Linked DNA regions of Homo sapiens: region 2 is linked to region 1. The links are chromatin contacts, found by Hi-C or POLR2A ChIA-PET in ENCODE. All regions are on one chromosome and are shown on one strand. Each heading gives the region's core, a stretch centred on a gene start or an enhancer-like site at or near the end of the contact. The rest is flanking DNA. Distances are from core to core; before and after follow the strand shown.

The links. Hi-C counts contacts between places; a loop is a spot of excess contacts on that map. ChIA-PET counts read pairs that join two places held with the same protein, here RNA polymerase II (POLR2A). Pooled maps may share reads with other maps.
Region 2: a map of heart right ventricle shows a loop between it and region 1 (11-fold over the local background). The contact joins the promoter of TP53AIP1 here to the promoter of KCNJ5-AS1 in region 1. A Hi-C loop is called at or near these places in 15 of 168 maps with a recorded cell type or tissue (Caco-2, DLD1, HCT116 and 10 more) and 10 of 50 pooled maps. POLR2A ChIA-PET finds 5 or more read pairs at or near these places in 12 of 52 experiments (A549, A673, BJ and 9 more).

Annotation. Positions count from the first base shown.
Region 1 is chr11:128,904,876-128,907,635 of GRCh38, forward strand. KCNJ5-AS1 (KCNJ5 antisense RNA 1) reads right to left here and starts at 1,356. Exons shown (of 4, transcript NR_045767.1): 1 at 1,274-1,356. The region is part of intron 1 of KCNJ5 (potassium inwardly rectifying channel subfamily J member 5); the gene reads left to right. RefSeq lists a silencer at 221-290.
Region 2 is chr11:128,941,552-128,944,311 of GRCh38, forward strand. It overlaps TP53AIP1 (tumor protein p53 regulated apoptosis inducing protein 1), which reads right to left and starts at 1,320. Exons shown (of 4, transcript NM_022112.3): 1 at 1,243-1,320.

The DNA.
Region 1 (2,760 bases), core at 106-2,605:
TTCAAAAATAGACACAGACCTAAGTTGATAGAACAAATAGCTGCAAAATGGTGCGGTTTTTAAATGAAATACCTGACGGGTTTTTAAAGATTTATTACCACCGGGCTCTGTGCCATTAAACCTCCGAGTACACTAGAGGATAATTTTGTTTTGTTTTAAGGTTGGTAATTGTGAAAAGCTGGGAAACCAGGACTGGCCCCTGGGAGGATCCTGTCCACCGGTGTGGCTTGGGCACAGTCTCTGGGTGGCTGGGGCCGCTGGCCCGCCCTTCCTCCAGGAAGAGAGACCCGCTGGCGGGGAGTCCCCGGCACTGCCAACGGCCTCCCCACGCCCGTTCCCTGGGGACAGGGCCTCTGTCTCCCCTCCGCAGGCCCCTCCTGGCTCTCACCCTCCCACCCCGCATCCCCCAGCCCCGCCTCCTCCGCAGCCGCAGAGCTGCAGCTGGCCAGGGGGCCACACCCAGGCGTCGAGCACCGCCTTATCCAGCCGCACTGGGGGCTTCGTCCCCTGCGGGGTGAGGGGTCTCCCCTGTGTCACCCTCCGAGGCCACGCTAGACGTTGTGGCGCTCAGGGCTCCCGGTTCCTGCCGCGCTGGGGCTCCCCCGTCCCAGCCTCCCTCCCCACCTCTCCCAGGCTCCCCTCCCCTGTCGCAGCCACCCTCCCCCGTCCCAACCTCCTCCCCTTCTCTCGCACGATCCGGCCAAGAGATGGCGGGGTGGCGGGAGGGGCGCTCTGGCGACCCCGGAAGCGAGAAGCAGGCCTCTGCAGGGCCAGGGATGAAGGTGCAAGGGAAAGCCCTGGGACCTGGACCTTAGGCGTGGGAGGGACGAAAGGGAAAGGTCTTAGAAAATTCCTCAGGCGTGGCTTCTGGGGGGGCGGGGCGGGGGGAGGAAAGGGGCACGGGTTCCCGGTCTCGTAGACGCTGCAGCGGAGCAGAGCCTCTAGGCATGCCCTCATCTAGAGCAGCTGCTGCGGAATCCGGGGAGCCTGCAGCACTAGCCGTGCGATTCCGGGCGAGGTTTTTAAACTCTCACCTGTTTTCCCCTTTTGTAAACTGAAGATAATGCCTCTCTCCCGGGAGTGGGAGCACGATGCTGACACACCGTAGGAACTCGGGACTTGCTGATTCTCCTTCCTTATCCTCAAGGCGTTTGAAGCACTCCTGCCCCTCACCCCCACCCCTCCAGCCCCTTTCCCAGCCCTGCCCCCTGGTGGAAAATCCTAAGAGCTACCTCTCAGGAGGGCTCCTGTAAACCAGGCACTGTACACACACCTTTCATTTCATCTTCGCAGCAGCTCTTTTTGGTGAGTACTGTTATCCCCATTTTGCAAATAAAGCAACGGAAGCTTAGAGAAGTAACTTTTCCAAATGTGCCTCAGCTCCAGGCAAAATAGGAACCTAGGTCATCTGATGCCAGAGTCAGCCTTCCTAACTGTTTATGATCCGACTTCCCTTTCTGTACTGGATTTTCTATTTCTGCCATAACAGATGACCACAGACATAGTGGCTGGAAACAGCACCCACTTATCAGCTCACAGTTCTGTAGGTCAGAAGTCCAGGCTTGATGCGACTGTGTCCTCTGCTCTGTTCCCACAAGGCCAAAACCAGGGTGTCAGCGAGGCCAGCATTCTCATGTGGAACTCAGGGCCCCCTTCAAGCTCCTGTGGTTCTGGCAGAATTCAGGTCTTTGTGGTTGTAGGACTGAGGTCCTCACTTTTTTGCTGGCTATCATCTGGGGGCTGCTCTCAGCTCCCAGAGGTCACCCACATTCCTTGCCGTGTGGCCCCCTCCATCTTTAAAACCAGCAAAGGAGAAGCCCCCTCTGTCTAATTCCTCTAATAATTTGAATCTCTTACTTCGGGAAAAGCCCAATCCCTTCAAAGGGCTTGTGATTGGGTCAAGCTCACCCCAGATGAACTTTCTTTCTTCAGTTCAGCTCTGCCATATGACATGCCCCAGTCATGGGAGTGAGGATTTCCTGGGGTTCCTCAGGGGGTGTATACCAGGGGGCAGGAATCACGAGGGTGTGTTGGAATTCTGCCTACTTACAAGTGCCTTCTCTGTCCCCAGCATGTATTCTGGTGTTACATTCAAGTGTAACACCTCGAATGCTTCCTGCTAACCCTAAAGGGCCTTGAGGGGACTGGGGCAGCCTGTTCACCAACCAGTTTGGAGCATTTTCCTATGAGTACAGTCATATATATTCCCACAGAAGAGTATACAAATATCTCCATATGAGACATAAGCACGCCCTCCTCCATTCCTCTTCCTCCAACTTCATCCCGTGTTTCAAAGCTCAGAGAGTGGTACATTTTGATCCAGCATATCTTAGAAAGTAGGAAATTGATAAAGATGCTTGTGATCACAGATAGGGAGACTGAGTCTGTGAAAAGACTCCCAAGCCAGTGGTCTCTCCAGGAAGCCCTGCTGACCCCCAAGCAAGGCTCTTACCAAGTTGTTAGGGCCCTGACTCCTGACATTCTAGACCACGCCATGACACCAAGTTTTCCTCCCTGTGGGTGCGTGATGTTTGACATTCTTCATTCAGAGGTCCATCTAAATGGATGTCACATTCACTAACGCATCATCTGAAATACAACTTCCTTTGATTTTGCCTCTTTTGAGTCTTTCTCCACTTGTGTTTTCCTATCAAAGGGATTAAACCACTTTGCTGGACTTGAAGCTCTGTCTTTTCCAAAAGCTTTCATCATGTCTCAACACAGCTTCCCATTCACAGACACAGGAGAGGATGGAAGAAG
Region 2 (2,760 bases), core at 70-2,569, 37 kb after region 1:
TCCCTTGCCAGCTGGCATGATGTTTAGCCCTGTGCAGAGGCAGGGGCCTCTCCCCGGTTCCGACATTTCTTTCTCTGCTTGCCCCGGCTGCTGGGGGGACATGAGGGACACTTGGCCCTGTTCTCTCTTCAGCAATAATTAGTCCCAGCCCAGGTTCCTGGCCTGCTGCTCCCTGAGGAGGGTTTGCCAGTGCCAGCCCGTGCTTCCTTGTACCAGGACTTGGTCTGCTGGGACCCAGTGGAAAGCCCACGGCTGCCGCCCCCACCCACCTTCCCCTGCTTGCCAGCCACAGTCACCAGCTGTAGACTTGTGTGGCTGTGCTGCGGAAGCAGATCTGGGTGGAGGAGGGCCCCACGCACAGACGTGAATATGAAGGGACCCTCTAGAGGTTGTGGCAAACACAGGTGCCCCGCCCCATGCCCTGTCTGCAGTCACAGCCCTTCCTACATGGAGGGTGCTATCATCAATCTTCTGGGGGGCTGTGGACACTCTGCATCCCCATACCTGTGGCAGTCCTGGCACACGGTAAGCTCTCAGTAAGTGTGGTGAGTCACTGCTGAAGGAACTAACAAATAAACCTCCCACCACCAACCACAGGTAGCTGGGGCAGAACTAGGGAACTGCTGAAAGGAGGCTGGTGAACCCTGCCATGACATGCCCGCTGTGCCCAGGACCCAGGCTCCCACAGCTCGCGTCCTTCCTCTATCCCAGATCCATTCAAAGTGAAGTGGCCTCCATACAGGCTTCCCTAGGGGCCCTGCTCAGTGTCCATGAGGCCACCATGCCGCCGTTCACCAGGGGACGTGAGAAAGGGGCTGGCCTGTGGACCAGGACTGACCCAGGTCTGAGCCCCAGCTCAGCGGTCGGCTAGCTGTGCGAGCTTGCGCAGTAGCTCCCCAAGTGTGGCTCAGGACGCACAGCATCGGCGTCAGCATCGCCCAGGAACCTGTTAGAGATACACATTTTTGGCCCCAACCTGCATCGACCAAGTCAGAAATTCTGCAGTGTGTGTTTTCGTAAGTCCTCCAGGTGACTCTGATGTACTCTCAGGGTTCAGAACCATTGAGAGAGAGCAGTTTAGCTGACCTCCTCCAGGCCTCACCTGCGCATGGTCACGACTGTACTTTCCGCACACAGTCGCCGAGATGCGTGTGAAACCCCAAGCACAAAGCAGAGTGAATCGCAGTGGCCAGAGCATACCTGAAGCACCAGCGCTGGTCCCCTCCCTCCCCCTCTCCTCACCTGCCTCCTAGGAGTCGGAGGGTCCGTGGAAATGGTCTCCTCCTGCACATCTGTGCTGCTGTGACTGGGTGCAGGTCTGAGCAGAGGCTTTCGGAGTGAGCTGAGCAGGCGAGCCCGAGCACGGCCTCTCAGGGAGCGAGCCCATAGGCTGGGGAGCCGTCCCTGGAGATGCCCCTGGGCTCCTTGCGGGGCATGGCTGAGTTCCTGCCTGTCCTTGGCAGGCCCGCAGTGGTGGGGTGGCTCAGGCAGTTACCCTTTTCACAACCAGTGCTGCTGGGGGTGAAGGCAACGGGTGGGTGAGCACGGACAGTGTGAGCCACGTGGCCGGGAGCTGGGCCAGCTCGCTGTATGTGCACATCGTTTCCATGTGTGCAGCAGAAATTGGCGTCTCTGCACAAAGCTGATTTTAGTCTTTCTCACCTTTTCTTGCTCAGCTTAAAATAGGCCTCTCTTCAGGGACAAGGTGGCCTTATACCAAGCCAAAGTGCTGAGGGCGCAGGGAGACCCGCGAGACAGGGCCCCCTGAAGTCCTGGCGGTTTCTAGCCAGCCTCTTGAAATTGACTTGAAGGTGTTTACCTTGCAGATTATTTTTTCCAACTTCCCACACTCTGCTTCCCGCACTCTGTCCTTCCTCAAGGCTGGCACGCTCATCAGTTGACTTCATCTCTCCCTAATGGCAAGGCCTGACCCAGAAAGAAATGCAACTCAGATCCCGGCTCAAATGAGGCTGGGAAAGCTGATGCCTGTAAGACCGACAAAGACGGTGCAAGGTGAGGTGAACGCCGCTGTGTCTGGGTGCCGGGCTCCCTTGTCGAGTTGACCCTGAGTCTGCATCAGCTCAAACGCAGTTCCCGGTTCCCCACTGAGATTCCCACTCCCGCCTGGAGGGGAGACGTGCCTGCCTTTTGAATGAAGCGTTGCACACTAGACATAGTATCACAGGCAGAATTGTCATTTTTAGCCTTTTTACATGTTGCCAACTTTCAGACATACTATTCCGTTTTATCCCTCCAAATTCCTCAAAAGCTGCTTCTATTTTGGAGCTCTTTCTTGCCAGTGCTGGGTAATTTCTCCCTAGCCATGTTTTTATTGTAGAGAATGGAAACCTGATGTGATGAACACTCTGAGTAGAAATCCCTGGGGGCTCGCAGTTAACCGGATAAGACATCTCACCCTGAGAAACGGTCCCAATTTCCTTTTAAAAATTCATTGTCTCTCTGAGATACATACATATTTCCTTGTCTCATTCCAGAATCAAAAGTTCTAATGTTGCAAAGAATAATTTTTGTCCAAATATGTTTTCTTCCTGGTGTTCCAGAGAGTCTGGGATAGCAAGAGGTGTGGAGCTTTGGTCCTCGGGTGACTCTGATTCCATCGTTCCTCCAGCAACCAGGGAGCAATCACTGCTGGGCAGGGAACACCTGCTTCCTCCCTGGGCTTCCAGCCTTCCCCTAGCAATCTTTTTTTTTTTTTTTTTTTTGAGACAGAGTCTCACTCTGTCACCCCGGCTGGAGTGC